2 separate regions of the Homo sapiens genome follow, and region 1 is linked to region 2. The links are chromatin loops, found by intact Hi-C in ENCODE. Cell type or tissue: MCF 10A. All regions are shown on one strand.

Region 1 (8,000 bases), 88 kb before region 2:
TGCTGGCTGTGGCTGACTCTCAGGGAGGGGATGACACCCGTTGAAGGGGCACATCATGGATTCTGGGTGGAAAAAGTTTTCCTAAATAATCAGACCCCAGGCTTGTCCTTTAAGCATATGAGGGATCCAGATTTATACCACATGGAATTCTAAGCTAAGAAGTTAACATTTAGTCCCTTTGCTGAGCATGAGCTCAGGTCAACCCAAGGTGTCTGGCATAAACAAAGGCAAAATCATACCACAGGCTCCCAATGTGGTCCCCATAGCATGTGGATGGGGGCTTCGGGATTGGGTTCAGGGGGTCAGCATTTACCAGGTATAGGAAGAGCTACACCTCTCAGCACTTAATCTAAACGACCTGAAAGTAAACAGAAAGGAAAGCGTTAGATACATTTCAAAATGAAGAAATCTAAATTCTGAGAACCAGATTGTGATTGTGTAAATAAGATGTGTGTGTGTGTGTGTGTGTGTGTGTGTGTGTGTGTGTGTGTCAGGGTCTCACTCTGTTGCCCAGGCTGGAGTATAATCATGGCTCACTGCAACCTCAGCCTCCCAGGCTCAAGTGATCCTCCCACCTCAGCCTCCCAAGTAGCTGGGAGTACAGGCACGCATCATCACACCCAGCTAATTTTTAAATTTTTTTTGTACAGATGGGATCTCACTATGTTGCCTAGGTTAGTCTTGAACTCCTGGGCTCAAGCAGTCCTCCTGCCTCAAACTCACAAAGTGTTGGGTTTACAGGCATGAGTCACCATGCCTGGCAAATAAGATTTTATTCAAAATAGAACCAAAACAAACCTCTACAAATGACTACATGGGTATTCATAATTGAAACTTAGTGGAATACTTAAAAAGCAAATTAGATTCAGCTGAAGAGAGAATTAGTGAACTGGAAAATAGACATTCTAGGCTGAAGTGTGTTCCCGCAAAATTCATGTTGAAGTCTTACCCCCAGTACCTCAGAATGTGAATGTATTTGGAGACAGGGTCTTTAAAGGAGTAATTAATTTAAAGTGAGGTCTTGGGGGGGCCTTAATCCAATATAACTAGTGCCCTTATAATAAGAGGAGATTGGGACACACACAGAGAGGTGATCATGTAAAGACAGGAAGAAGACAAGCCAAGGAGAGAGGCCCCAGAGGAACCAGTCCTGCCGATACCTTGATCTCAGACTTCCAGCCTCCAGAACTGTGGGAAAACAAATTTTTGTTGTTTAAACTGCCCCATCTGTAGTACTTTGTTGGAGGAGCCCTAGCAGATGAATGCAATAGATTTAATAAATTACCCAGAATATGCATGGGAAAATAAAGAGATAGGAGGCAGAATAAAGTGAGAGGGATGATGCAAGAGCTAGAAGGACCAATACGTAAATCACCAAAGTCCCAAAGGGAGAGAGAGGCTGGCCACTGGAGCAGAGGAAATGCATGCACATTTTCCAGAACTGATAAACATGAATCCTCAGATTCAAGAAGCACAAGAGAGCCAGAGCAGAACATAGAAAACTAAAACCCCACCTAGACACATGATTGTGAAACTGCATGTGTCATACTCTGTAAATCATCTGCTCAGCTCCCACGCTAACCCTCTTTTAGCTTTTCCTCTCTATCTTTCCATCTCTATCTGAAATGCATGCTTCCTCAACTCCTTAGCAGTGAGGGTGCAGGCATGGGACATTGATTCTCCAGAATATTGCACCTGCCCATTTCTTGGATGCCAACGTGGGAAGTATCGGTGGCAGCTGCAGGTGGAGAGGCTGGGCCCTGTGACAACCTGACAGTAGAGGTGTGGCTTGTCACCAGTCTCAAAGGTACCAGTGCTAATGGCAAGGATGACAACAGGATGCCACTGCAATGGTTGGGTCGGATATTTTTTCAGACAAACATTTGGAATGATAAAGAATGGACTGTTCCCAGGGGACTTGAGGGGAAAATTGGCAAGGGTGTTGAAGACGATGGGGAAAGAGGCTGGGCTGCAAGAAAGCCATGGTGGAAGGGAACAGTCAGAAGACGCAGCCAGAGAACAGCGAGGCTGGGGGTCCCAGCAGAGGGGAGAGGTGCCTCAGCGATGGTCCAGGGAGGGAGAGCAGAAATGACAGAACAGTGAGTGTTGCTGGAGCGGAGGGGTCCGGCTGGTGTGCTGAGAGTTCCCAGGGAGAGCACCACCCTCTTTCAGAATGACAGGAGGAGTCAGATACAGAGGAAGACTAGGAGGGTCAGGATGTCTCTCAGGGTCTCAGGAGGGAAAGTGACACACAGATTGGAGGGGGAAGTGTGTCTTAGCAGATGGCCCTAGCTGCAAGGAAACAGCTGGCTTCATTCAACTGTGAAGAAGTGAAGAAGGGAAGGGGCCTGGGGGCAGGGAAGGTCTTCCCCATTCTGAATTCTGTGGAGTGAAAAACGGGCTTCGGTATAGCAGGAGCAGGGGATGAACTGCAGGGAAGGCAGTGTGTTTTCCACCGAAACTGCATCCCTGGGACATCCAGGGCTGCATGGAAGGAAGCCAAGCAGTAGGCCCAGCTCTGCTGGGGGTCCAGGGACTGGCTAAGGGGTCAGCAGATCTTCCACCAGGGGGAAGGGCAGGGGTGTCCACCAAAGGAACTGGCCCCAACTGGGTTGGCTGGACCTCCACGGAAACCTCCCTGGCTCTGACGCTAGAAAAGCTTTTAGTAAAAATAGACACCTACTACTTACTGGAAGAATAAAAGTCACGGTGCAGAGAGACTATGTTTTAATATGATGAATATCCCTTAACATAACACCCCACATTATACCTAACAGTGAACTCCAGGGAAATGGCCCTTAAAAATCAGAAATTAAAAACAGGTGTTTGCCAACTGCATTAAGATTGAACAGGCTGGGCCGGGCGCGGTGGCTCACACCTGTTATCCCAGCACTTTGGGAGGCCAAGGTGGGCGGATCACAAGGTCAGGAGATCGAGACCATCCTGGCCAACATGATGAAACCTCGTCTCTACTAAAAATATAAAAAATTAGCCGGGCTTGGTGGCAGGTGCCTGTAGTCCCAGCTACTCAGGAGGCTGAGGCAGGAGGATGGCATGAACCCAGGAGGCGGAGCTTGCAGTGAGCCGAGATCGTGCCATTGCACTCCAGCCTGGGCGACAAAGCGAGACTCTATCTCAAAAAACAACAACAACAACAAAAAGATTTAACAGGCCGGAGGATGTCGATGCCATGAGTCATGAACCCATCCTGCCTCTCACCCTGGCAACTGGCAACGGGACCTCCAAAAGCAGGAGGTAATGGCTTTGGCACCCAGAAACGCACAAGACAGAGAGCTATGGTTTCCCCAGTGTCTGGTCCTTGGAGGCTCCATGTGACCTAATTACACGCTGCCTTCCAAGCCTGATTGAGAGCAGAGGTGGTCAGGATGCTCAAAGCCCCTCCCAGACATTCTGTCCAGCCAGCAGCAGACCCACCAGTCCCCGCTCACCTATGCAGATGAGTGGCACTGTGCCACTTGCTCAGATGGAGCAGTCAGTAAGTAGCCAAGGGCATCTGGGTTGCAGACCTCAGTTTGAAAAAAAAAGGGAAGCAGGCGTTCGTCCAACATCACCCAGTACTGAAGACGCACCTTCCCTGTGCCAGGCATGGCCCTGGAGCTGAGCACGTCACTGACCAAAACAGACCAACAGTACCACCCTGGAGGGACTCATCTGTCTCCCAGGGAGTCGGCTTTGTTGGGGCCAGGAACCAGCCACCTTTGGGACCCTCCAGTGGCCAAGCCTGGAACCCTCTCTCAGGTGCCACCTGCCTGGGGACTGCGCAACAGTGCTGAGTGAAGGTGAAGCTTGGGAAGCCTCTCCCACAGGTGAGGCTATGTTGTTCTGCAAATCTACAAAGACAGATGACCAGGAGGGACCGCGGCAGGCAGCGCCTTCAGGCTGGGCGCAGACCCTTGAGTGTGAGCAGCAAGGAATCGACGGGAACAGACTGGGAGAAGGGCCCTGCACGCCCGCAGCTCTGCCCTGCACCTTCTGTTCAGAGATCACTTCTCATCAGGAGGCTGCGAAGGGAACTGGTGCTCCAGCTAAGGGTGGTCCCACAGGGTGACCTTGTCTGTCCTGAAACGGAAGCTGTTGTACTAGACTGGGTGCCACAGAATTTAACGTATACCCAATGGCCATACCCAGGCCTGCAGGTTTATGTCCCCGTGACTTTCAATATGCCCAGCTTGTCCTAGCTGCTTCACTAGGAAGTCCTGAGCCTCCGACAGGACACTTTCTGGGAGAATCACAGAGGCGTGTCTCTAGCGAGCGGCTTCCACTCTTTCTTCCAGACAGCCCGATTTCCCCACATGCACCTGGGCCTTGAGAACAGTCCCTGGAGGAGCATCCGACACTAGCAGGCCCAGGAGAACCACATCAGTCCCTCTCTTTGGGCAGCAGCCCTCCCCCTGCTGGGCTGGACTTCGCCCTCGTGGCACAGCGGGCAATTCTGAGCCAAAGCCAAAATGCCAGCTCCCAGCCTCCTAGGAAGGACGGGTCTGTGCGGAAGGCTCTGCGGCCGGCTCTGCCCCCAGGGCTCCCAGCAGCGGGCTCCCGAGGCCTGGCTTCTCCCGGAGGAGACCCCAGCTTCTCCAGCGTTCTTACATTTCTGTATTTCAGACCCAAATAGACCTTGTTCCAGGTTCTCAATGTCCTCCCCAGGGTGGGGCTGGTGGAGGCCTCCAGGTCCTGGGGTGTGTGTGGGCTGCTGGAGGGCAGGCCCGAGACCCAAAGGCGCGTCTCCCTCACCCGCCTCGCCGACACCAGGGGGCGCTGGAGCTCAGCAAAGGGCCCGGAGGCCGCTCTGAAACTCAGGCCTTAAAATACAGGCAGGATCAGCCTTTGGAGCCCTCCCTGCCGGCCGGGCCTGCCCGGCGCCCAGTCAGCGTGCTGCCGGGCCTGTGCCCCTGACGGACCTGGCACAAGGGGGCACCCAGGGGTCTGCAGCCGGATGATGCGAGCTCAGGCCTCCCCCACCTGGGGTGAGACGCCCCCATCCCATCAGCGCACCCCTGCAGCAGGGAAGCATAAGCCTGGCTGCGGCCCCGCCCACAGCACCTCTCTGGTCCAGCCCCGCCCACAGCACCTCCACCTCCAGCCCCGCCCACAGCACCTCCCCTCTCCAGCCCCACCCACGGCGCCTCCCTTCTCCGGCCCCGCCCACAGCACCTCCCCCACTTCAACCCCACCCACAGCACCTCCCTCCTCCCCGGCTGCAGCTCTCCCCTCAAGCCCCGCCCACAGCCCCACAGCACCTCCCCACAGCCCTGCCCACAACACCTCCCCCTCCAGCCCCACCCACAGCACCTCCACCTCAGACCCCGCCCACAGCACCTCCCGCCTCCAGCCCTGCCCATAATACCCCCCTCCTCTGACCCCGCCCACAGTGTCTCCCCCCTCTGGCCCACCCACAGTGCCTCCCCCTCCAGCTCCTCCCACAGCACTCCCTCCTCCGACCCTGCCCACAGCATCTACCCCTCCAACCCCGCCCACAGCACCTCCCTCCTCCGGCCCTGCCCACAGTGCCTCGCCCCTCCCGCCCCATCCACAGTGCCTCTTTCCTCTGGCCCCGCCCACAGCACCCTGATCCTCCAGCCCCACCCACAGTCCCCCCCTCCAACTCCGTGGCTGCAGCCCCGCCCTCAGCACCTCCCTCCTCGGGGGGTGCCGCAGGACCTGGGACGCACCTGATGTTTCTGGGGGGGAAGGGGCACCCTTCTGCAGTTTGCATTGGTCACCTTAACAGCGGGGCACTGTGGTCACAGATCAAGTCCTAAAGGAAAGTAAACCTCTGTTCAGTGGCCAGGGAGGAAACAGGTTGTGAGAAATAACGGAACATTCTTCAGACAGGACAACAATTCGGAGTCTTACACCATCCCAGGTTTTTTGACACGAGGGCTGTCCCCGCGTTGCTCTCCCTGGGCCTGTGGCACCCACTTGCTGGCTAAGGTTAGGACCCACCCTGGGGCGCCTGCCCAGCGGTGACTGTGTCCACAGCACTCTGGGTGGCACCTGCCCAGCTACTTCTGGTTGTGCCCTGGTCACACAGGCATGGTTGGGGCAGAGTGTGGCAGGTGCTGCCTGCACCAGAGCTCCCCATGTGCCAGGCTTGGTGCCCACGTGTGCTGGTGATGCTCTCACCTGGTCCTCAGTGCAGTGGAATGCGGGACACACTGTCACAGCCTCAATTTACAGCTGGGGAAGCTGAACCCCAGAGGAGTTTGGTGACCTATCCAAAGTCACACCGTCTGGAAGTGGCTGAGCCATCATCTACCAATGCCTGTGAGCTTGAGCTCACGTCTCCAAGAGGGTGCAAGCCTGGGTAAGCAGGGACTTGCTCAGCCTCCAAGGAAAACCCACACCTGCAGCAAATGGCTCCAGGTTCAGGCTGGCCCCCGACTCTGTGAAACCACAATGACCAGCCCTGGGATGTTAAGCTCTGGATCGGAAGAGGAGAGGTCAAGAGAGCAAAATCCTGCAAGCCATGAGCCGTGGGAAATGAGTGAGGTGCTGGTTATTACGGAATGTGCCCAGCCTGACGTGATCACACACAGACACAGGCCTCTGGGGGTGGTGCTCCCAGCTGACCTCTGCAGGATCTCTGCACCCTGAATGGCAGGTCCACGTATCATTGCTCTTGCATGTCCCTCACTACCCCAGGAAATGGCCACCAAATCCCCCAAATCACCCTGGACACCAACACTGAACACAGAATGCTTTTGGATTCCCTAAGGTACAAAGGAAATCTTGGTAACTTCTTTCCCCAGGTTGCCTTAGCTTTCAGGGTTTCCGTGAGCTGTGAGCTCACCTGTGCGTCCTGGCCAGCTGCAGAGCACTGCAAGACCTAAAAGGAGGGAGAAGAATGGGCTTGTGGGGCATGGCTGGGCTGCGGCTCTATATGCAGCAGTGAGGAGATTTCATCATGGCCTTGGGCTGCAGACCCCGGCTTCCTGGCATTTCTCATGCACCCTCCTGAGCCCCAGGTGCTGGGTTACATGTCAGTGTGGAGACTACACCCCGTGACCCAGGCACATGCCCTCGAAGGCTGGTTCTTGAGGGCCAGCTTTGGGAGGACAGGTGAGGGCTCAGGGGTGACAGAACACCTACCTGGGGTTCAACAGGCCACCCCCAGTCCTGGAGCCCCTGCTGCTGTCACCCCACCGGCCCAGGCCAAGGACTGCACTTCTCCTTGCAGTGGACCCCTATGAGCGTGCTGTGACCCCCTCACAAGGTCACCGTACCTGTCTGGCCCCAGCTGCAACCTGCCTGGGAGCAGGTCTAAAAACAGGCCCTGCTGCTGGGTGACTGGGCAACTGATCCGGGTTGGGGCGAGGGTGTGGCCGCCACCCGAGGCCGCCCTGTGTCTGGGCAGGTCTCAACTCTTCCTCTGATTCTCCCTCTGTCCCCGAGGAGCTCTCGGTCCCCGAGCCCGGTCAATACCTGAGCCAGGCATTCTTAACCTCCTGTGCACCGAGGCCCCATGGCAGGTAGTGAAAGTTAGGGACCCCTCATCAGAATAATGTTTTTAGGTGCATAAAATAAAATGCATAGAATCGCAAAGGAAACGCATTGCATTGAAATTGTTAGCACAGGTGAGAGCTGAGTTTTCCGCAGAGTGAGGTGCAGGCTCTTCTATCAACGCGTCACCTGGGGTGTACTCAGCAGTTTGAGCAGTGCTGGGCACCTCGCTGCCTGGGGATCCTGGCCACAGCTGCAGTGATGGGAAGACACTATGGCTTCTTCTGGAACCGAGTCACCTTCTTCCATGCTCACAATGGAAGGAGTACCATGTCAGCTTAGCTGAGCAATGGGACAGTTTCTCCCCATGCATGCTCAGGGGAGTGGCCACCCGGAACCTTCTCCCTCCAGCTCCCCTCCCTCATCCTTTGGGTGCACTGTGACCCTGAATCAGCTCTGTGGGGTGACTCCCAGCCCAGAACCCTCAGGCCCAGAACCCCCACCACCACGGGTGGTACACAACCAAGCTCCTTGGCCCC
Region 2 (8,000 bases):
TGATTCTACAATTCATATGGACATGCAAGGGACCAATAATAGCTAAAACAATTTTGAAAAAGAACAAATTTGGAGGACTCACACTTCTCAATTTCAATATATAGCTGAAGTTATATAGCTGCAATATTTCAAAGCTATACTAATGAAGGCATAATGATAGACATACAGATCAATGGGATATAACTGAAAGTTCAGAAATAAACCCTTAAATTTATGGTCAGTTGATTTTCGACAAAGATACCAAGACAATGTAATTGGGAAATAATTGTCTTCTCAACAAATTTGTGCAGGACAACTGGACATCCATATGCAAAAGAATGAAGTTGGACCCCTACCTCACATTATATACAAAAGTTAACTCAAAGTGGAACATAGACCTAAATGTAAGAGCCAAAACTACAACAATCCTAAAAGAAAGCATAGGGATAAATTTTTATGACATTAGGTTAGGAAATGGATTCTTAGATATGACATGAAAAGTACAGACCACAAAGGAAAAAAATAGGTACACTGGACTTCATCAAAATGGAAACCTGTGTGAGGCACAGGATATCATCAAAAAACTGAAGAGACCAACAGAGTGGGAGAAAATACTTCCAAATTATATATACCTGATGAAGGACTTGTATCCAGAATATGTAAAGAACTCTTACGATTAAATAATCCAAAGACAAAATATCCAACTACAAAAATGAGTAAAAATTTGAATAGACATCAATCTAAAGAAGATTTACACATGGCCAATAACCATATATGAAAATATATTCAAAATCATTATTCATCAGGCAAACCCCAATGAGACACCACCTCACACCTGCCAAGATAGCTATAACTTTTAAAACAAAAGCAGAAAGAAACAAACAAAAACACCGACAATAATGAACACTGATAATGATCTGGGGAAATTGGGTGCCACATACATTGCTGGTGGGACTGGAGAATTGGTCAGCCTCTTTGGAAAAGTTTGGCAATTCCTCAAAAGGTTAAACATGGAGTTAGCATACTACCCAGTGATTTCATTCCTAAGTATCTACCCATGAGAAATGAACATATATGTTCACACAATATTTGTACACAATTCTCATGGCAGCATTATTCGTAATATCCAAAATATAGAAACAACCGAAATATCCATCAGCTGACCAATGGGTAAACAAAGTGTAGTCTAGCCACATAGAGGTATATTATTCAGCCATAAAGGGATGGAAGCTCTAATACAGGTTCCAACATGGACAGACCTAGAAAACTTTATGCCAAGTGTAAGAAACCAGACATAAAAGACCACATATTGCATGACTGCATTTATGTGAAGTGTCCAGAACAGGCAATCCATGGAGACAGAGTAGCCTAGCGGCTGCCGGAGTTGGAGGGAGGAAGAAATGAGGAGTGATTGCTGATGGGTGGAAGGTTTCTTTTGCGGGTAATGAAGTTTTCTAAAATTACATGGTAGTGGTGGCTGCACACCTCTGTGCCTATGCTGAACACCAGTGCGTTGTATGCTTCAACACAGTGAATTTTATGGAATACAAATTGTATTTCAATGTAGCTATTATTAAGTAGAAGAATGTTGTTAAAGTTTTTTTAACACGCTTAGGCCGGGCGCGGTGGCTCACACCTGTAATCCCAGCACTTTGGGAGGCCGAGGCGGGTGGATCACGAGGTCAGGAGATCAAGACCTCCCTGGCTAACACGGTGAAACCCCGTCTCTACTAAAAATACAAAAAAATTAGCTGGGCGTGGTGGCGGGCGCCTGCAGTCCCAGCTACTCGGGAGGCTGAGGCAGGAGAATGGCGTGAACCCGGGAGGCGGAGCTTGCAGTGAGCCGAGATTGCGCCACTGCACTCCAGCCTGGGTGACAGAGCGATACTCCATCTCAAAAAAAAAAAGTTTTTTTAACTCACTTAAATATTCTAGCATTTTCCTCATTTGTCAAATGGTATTATATTAGTCCATTCTAGCATTGCTATAAAGAAATACCTGAGACTGGGTAATTTATAAAGAAAAGCAGTTTAGTTGGCTCACAGTTCTGCAGGCTGTACAGGAAGCATGGTGGCTTCTTCTCGGGGGTGCCTCAGGGAACTTTTATTCATGGTGGAAGGTAAAGAGGGAGCAGGCATCTCGCACGGCAGGAGCAAGGGGCTGAGAGGGGGTGATACACACTTTTAAAACAAGCAGATCTCATGAGAACTCATTCACCCTATGGTACCAATGGAGGATGGTGCTAAAGCATTCGTGAGAACTCTTCCACCAAGACCCAGTCACCTCTCGCCAGGCCCCACCTCCAACACTGGGGATTAAAATTCAACATGAGGTTTGATGGGGACGCAGATCCAAACCGTGTCACGTGTATTACTTGAATTATGAATATCACTGATTATTGTAAGGAACAAATGTGATCATGTATCAAATATGTTTGAAAACTTAAAAAACTGCTATAGAATTGCCTTTATGCAAACCTGTAACATAGGAACATCGAAAATGTATTTCAGACACTGGACAGGCTGCAGTGCAGGGAAGACGGATCCAAACACTTCCTAGTTGTTTCAATAAGCAGGGAAAAAACAGAAAAACCAAGAATGGAGTTTGGAGAGGCAAAGACACCGAGAATGCACTTGACTGACTACTGGGGAGTGGGGAACTTGGTGGAGAGAGAAACTCGGGGAAGTACTGAGCACTGACCGAGTACTGGGGAGTGGGGCACTTGGTGGAGAGAGAAACTTGGGGAAGTACTGAGCACTGACCGAGTACTGGGCAGTGGGGCACTTGGTGGAGAGAGAAACTCGGGGAAGTACTGAGCACTGACCGAGTACTGGGGAGTGGGGCACTTGGTGGAGAGAGAAACTCGGGGAAGTACTGAGCACTGACCGAGTACTGGGCAGTGGGGCACTTCGTGGAGAGAGAAACTCAGGGAAGTACTGAGCACTGATTCTGCATGTGTGGGGCTTGATTCCTGAAAAAGAACCACCAGAAAGCAGCAGGCTGAACAATCACCAGAGCTCACAGAGGGTTGGGAATAGTTTCCATGCCTACCAGTCAGAATCAAGAGACTTCATGGGACAATGGGAAGAGTCCTCAGTTCGTGATGCTGTGTGGCAGGTACCATGAAGAGGGTGAGGCAGGAGGAGGGGGTGAAGCTGGAGGAGGGGGCGAGGCTGGAGGAGGGGTGAGGCTGGAGGAGGGGGTGAGACTGGAAGAGGGAATGAGGCTGGAGGAGGGGTGAGGCTGGAGGAGGGTGAGTCTGGAGGAAGGGAAGGTTATGGAAACACAGTGGCCCAATCTAGCCAGGTCGTAGGTGGTTTTCAAGCTTTCATTCATCCATCCAGATCTTCATCCATCCATCCACTCATTGACCATGGTTCTGCTTGACAGCAGGACTAGGATAAGGCAAGTGAGATGCCCCGAAAGTTAAAGCGTTCACTCCCAGGTTTGTGCAAGTGCAGGCTCAGCCCGGGAAGCAAGTGCCTCCCTGAGTTCTGCACCCCAGGCACCCCGCCTGCCTTACCCTAGGCCCTGCCCTGGTTCTCCCCAACCAGATCGTGAGCTCGAGAACAAGGGCTAGATCTGGGTCATCTCCATGTCCCCAGCACAAAGCCACATACATAATAGGCATTCAGTGAACATTTGCTGAATCAAACAAACCCACATCCATCATCCCAGATCCTTGCACAGTTAGTATCCAAGGACTGCTTGTTAAAGGAATTGACGTGGGTCCTGTCCCCTGAGGTTATCTGGAAACAGGGAGCTCTGTTCTGGATGCCTTTCCCAGCCTCTCATCTCATCTGAACCTCCTTATAATGTTTCTAGCAGCACAGCCCAACCCTGGACTGTGTCTTCCTGGTTAATGGAGGCCCAGCTGTCCGTAGGTTTGTGCTGACTTTGTAACGACAAATCGAAGAGTTAGTGGTGGCCCAGGGAGGGGCAGCCAGAAGCTGTGTACCAGGTTTCTGGAGCATTCAGCCAGCTCAGAGGGCTCTGGAACAAATTGCAGGATGCTGCTAAACCTGCTTGTTCCAGGCAGCTCTGGCACGCGTGCCCCCACCACATGGAGTGTGCTGTCCTCTAGCTCCTCACTGCAGAACGTCCTGAACCAGATCAAGGACTCTCTAATGTGACCTGGAGTGGTGTCTCCCTACAGGCCTGAGAAGGGCCCAGACTCCGTCCTGGGAGAGCCTCGCCTCTGCCTCCTCCCAGCGTCCGGAACACCTGGCGTCTCAGCTGTGGGAGGGGAGGACTGGCTTGGTGGCTCCACTGTGGCAGGGGCCCGTGGGCTGAAGAGGCAGACCTGGGACTTGGGGGCCGATGTACCACCCGGGCTGCCCTTGCCCTCATCTAGGCTGAGTCAGCGTCTGAGGGCCCCAGCGGGAGGGCAGGAAACGTTTCCGTGGGTGGGAGCCGTGGGAAAGTTCTCCATGAAGCGAGCAAGCTGGAGCGTGCTGGGAAGGACGTGGGTGGGAGCAGCAGGGATGGAGGCAAAGCAGTGAAGCAGTGGCCGCAGGGGTCTGCCGGGTCATCCTGGTGCTGAACACACCTTCCGGGAAGCCTTGCTGACTCAGAGCGAGGGCGTTAACAAGCCCTTTCTCTAGCTCCACAAAGCCCCTGCTGACATGCAAAGACTTGGTTACTTCTCTATAAAGCATTTTCATTGTCTCTGGACCGTCTGGACTCTTGGGGACATGCACTTCCCCTCCCTCGCTGCTGTCACACAGTCAGGTGCCCCATCAGAGCCAGCAGTCCGGCCTCCAAGGGGGTTGGAGCCGCTGGCACCCAGCCGGGCTGGTCAGCCTCAGCTTCGCAAACCACTCTGTGGTCTGGCACATCACTGTAGCCCTCCATCCAAGACCCCTGTCCAAGACTAGGCACAGAAGTCCAAGGAGAGCATGCTGGTGCCTGCCCCTACCCCAGCACTGCCACCCCCAGGGGCCTGCAGTCCTGTGACACAGAAGATGCCACAGCGTTCCACACGGTGGGATCCTTTCTGTGGGGACACAGTCTGCCTTGTCCCACGTCGGTCCATGGAACACAGAAGGGTGACCACTCTGCACTGTCAGAAGCTGCCCAACATGTGGGCGCTGCCAGGAAGCACTTCGCTAGTCCCTCCACTGGGCCATTTCCCAATGAGATCTTTCACTTGGCAAATTTAGTGTTTTGAATCAGTGTTCGTGCCGGGAATGAGGGGTGGGATGGAGGCTGCCAGTTTATCCCAGAAATTCCACATCTAACAATATTTCCAGCAGACAGGCTCCCATATGTTAAAGAAAGCGTGTCCAAAAATGTTTATTACAGCATTGTCAGTCATTGTGAAAAAATAGAAACAGCCCAAATGCCCATCAAGAAGGAATGGTTAAATGGGAAACCTCCAAACATATTGCTAAGTGAAAAAGCAAGTTGTAAGCCAGTTCTCACCAGGTGATTCTGTGTATTAAAAATGCCACAAATATATACGTCTACTTGTCTAGCGACACACACGCCTGCACGGGTCATGGCCAAAAGGACACCCCCGGTGGTGACGCGGTCGCCTCTGAGAGGTGGATGGGATGGACCCAGAAGAGGTGGAGGAAGGCTGTCACTTCAACGGCAGGTTTTTCTCTACTTAAATTTTCGCCAGGAGGATGTACATGTGCCTTACTTGTACACACATTTATATATATATATATATATATATATATATATATATATATATATATATATATATATGCAGAGAGAAAGGGGGGTATACACAGATGCAGAGAGAGGTCACCTCTGACCCAAGCCTGCAGTCACCAACCAGAGACCCAGCTGCTCCATTCCCATTGCCACCATGAAGCAGGGATGCCTCCTCCTTGCTTCTTAGAAATCAGTTTTTAAAAAATCAGGCTGGATGCAGTGGCTCATGCCTGTAATCCCAGCACTTTGGGAGGCTGAGGCGGGCAGATCCCCTGATGTCTGGAGTTCGAGACCAGCCTGGCCAACATAGTGAAACCCCGTCTCTACTAAAAATACAAAAATTAGCTGAGTGTGGTGGCAGGCACCTGTAATCCCAGCTACTCAGGAGGCTGAGGCAGGAGAATCACTTGAACACAGGAGGCAGAGGTTGCAGTGAGCTGAGATTGCACCACTGCACTGCAGCCTGGGGAACAAGAGCAAGACTTTGTCTCAAAATAAAATAATAAAATAATAAAATAAAATAAAATAAAATAAAATAAAAATAAGTCAGTGTCAGGAAAGCACCAGAGGCAGCAAACATTGGTCCAGGACCATCCAGGGCTGTATGTGTGCAGGTCTGTAATGCTTGGAGCATCAGACAGCAGCAGAGAGATCCCCCTCGGTGAAGAGCCTTCCCTGGAGGCTGCAATAACTCACTGCATGTGAGGCCTGCATCTATGTGTTCCAGACACCCAGCGGTTTGCAAAGCTCGGTTTTATGGCCTGGGTATCACCAGTGTCAAAAGAAGGGCAAAGGGACCTCAGCCCGGACCCCTGCCTGTGACAGGTGAGAGGGAGCACCCAGGACACCACGGGTTTTGAAGCATCCTTGAAAACCTCTTAGGTGGTCGGGTCCTGTCTTCAGAGTTCCCGGGGCGCTGTCCTCAGCCAGGACCTTGGGAAGTCCTGGTGTTTGGTCAGTTTGTTCATCAAATGGCCACGCAGTACAAGTCCTTGATGGAGAGTCAGAGCAAGCGTGTGCTTTGCAGGCTCTCCTGAGCAGCCGTGACTTCCAGCTAATGATGGCGCAATGGGCATCTGCGCTTGGCTGCTCTCCACCTCGGGCCCCAGCTGGGAGGACGGTGGAAGGGTTGTTCATCCACACAGACTGGGAGGAGACCTTCACAGACTCGAGATCTCAGTCAGCTGTGGAAGGAGGAGGCTGGGCCCGCGATGGCTCAGGGGAAACGTGGCGGCAGAGTCTGACCCCTCAGCAGGACACCGGGGAAGCTCAGACATGGCAAGGTGGCCAAGCAGGCTGGAGGCAGGAGGGAGCCGAGGGCCCGGAGCGCGAGGATGGACGGACAGCCCAGCTCCCTGTGCAGCAGCGCCCGACGCCCCCACAAAGATCCACGTGCTCAGAGTGAAGAAAGAGAAGTTACAGTCTAACATTCTGGGCTGAGCCACGTTGCCCGTCAAGGATGGGGAAAATAAAGGCGTGCCAGGACTGCCCAGGTGCCTTCCAAAACGTTACACATGCACCTGCTGCGGTGAAACAAGAGGACTCCGGGAGACGAAATGACGGGGCATCCAATAAGCCCCAAGTCGGCCCGCCCCTCCCTACCGGAGGGCAGTGGAGGCCCCGCCGGGAGTCCAGGCTCCGCCACCGCCATCAGACCCGACGTGCCGAGGAGGGACTTGGGCTGGAAGGGGCGGCTGAGAGCGCTGGGCTGCAGGGGCATCTGGAAGAGCGCTGCGGCCTGGGAGAGAGCAAACCGTGCCCGGCACAAGGAGAAACACAGAGTGGACGTTCCAGGCAAAACAGAAAGCTGTGCACTTCCCGGTTCTTCTGGGACTAATAAGGACTGAATCCCCAGAAATAACCGTTTAATTTATTTCCAAATTTAGAAATACATAAACATACTAATTAAAAGGACTTAGTTTTGGTCACAGAACAGCACGTAACCATTTTCTGCCTTGAAGAAGTGAGAGTGAATCCGGAAAGGAATGAGGAGGTGGAGGAAAAGGAGTCTGGGAGAACCACTGTCAGCGAGAGCCAGTCACTGCCCAAAGCGAAGGCAGCAGAAATAACGCAGACGTGCCTCTTAGAGGACTGACATTCACGGAAATCTTTGCTCATTTTTAGCGTTTCAGTAAAAACCTGGGAGGAAGAAACCAGGCTGCAAAGGCTGACAGAGGAAAGGTTGATATGATCACTCTGCAAGGAGGGGAAGGGGCCGGGATGGGACAAGGTTGGCTGAATCCTCCCCTGCCGCTGTGCCTGGGCGGTGATCCCGGCTTGGGTGTTTCTGTGCGGGAGGCCTGTGGGGATGCTTTGGAGAATGGCCTTTGCGAGGGAATTCGGGAAGCAGAGGGCAG

Evidence for each region. Hi-C counts contacts between places; a loop is a spot of excess contacts. Peaks named below come from ENCODE experiments on the same cell type or tissue, not always from the same donor. Only the 100,000 strongest peaks of a DNase experiment are listed, where the experiment ranks them.
Region 1: it touches region 2 in a loop (5-fold over the local background); 3 of 110 quality-filtered maps call a loop at or near these places.

Annotation. Positions count from the first base shown.
Region 1 is chr2:240,228,295-240,236,294 of GRCh38, forward strand. No RefSeq gene overlaps it. Among named protein-coding and RNA genes, the nearest start is that of OTOS, 92 kb to the left of the region's middle. RefSeq lists silencers at 4,860-5,069, 5,420-5,469 and enhancers at 5,412-5,953, 7,200-7,700, 7,829-8,000. In MCF 10A, a CTCF peak has its summit at 4,770 (motif pointing right); DNase peaks (open chromatin) are centred at 4,817, 5,247 and 5,457.
Region 2 is chr2:240,315,938-240,323,937 of GRCh38, forward strand. No RefSeq gene overlaps it. Among named protein-coding and RNA genes, the nearest start is that of GPC1, 120 kb to the right of the region's middle. In MCF 10A, no CTCF peak of the experiment used is centred here; DNase peaks (open chromatin) are centred at 4,414 and 6,724.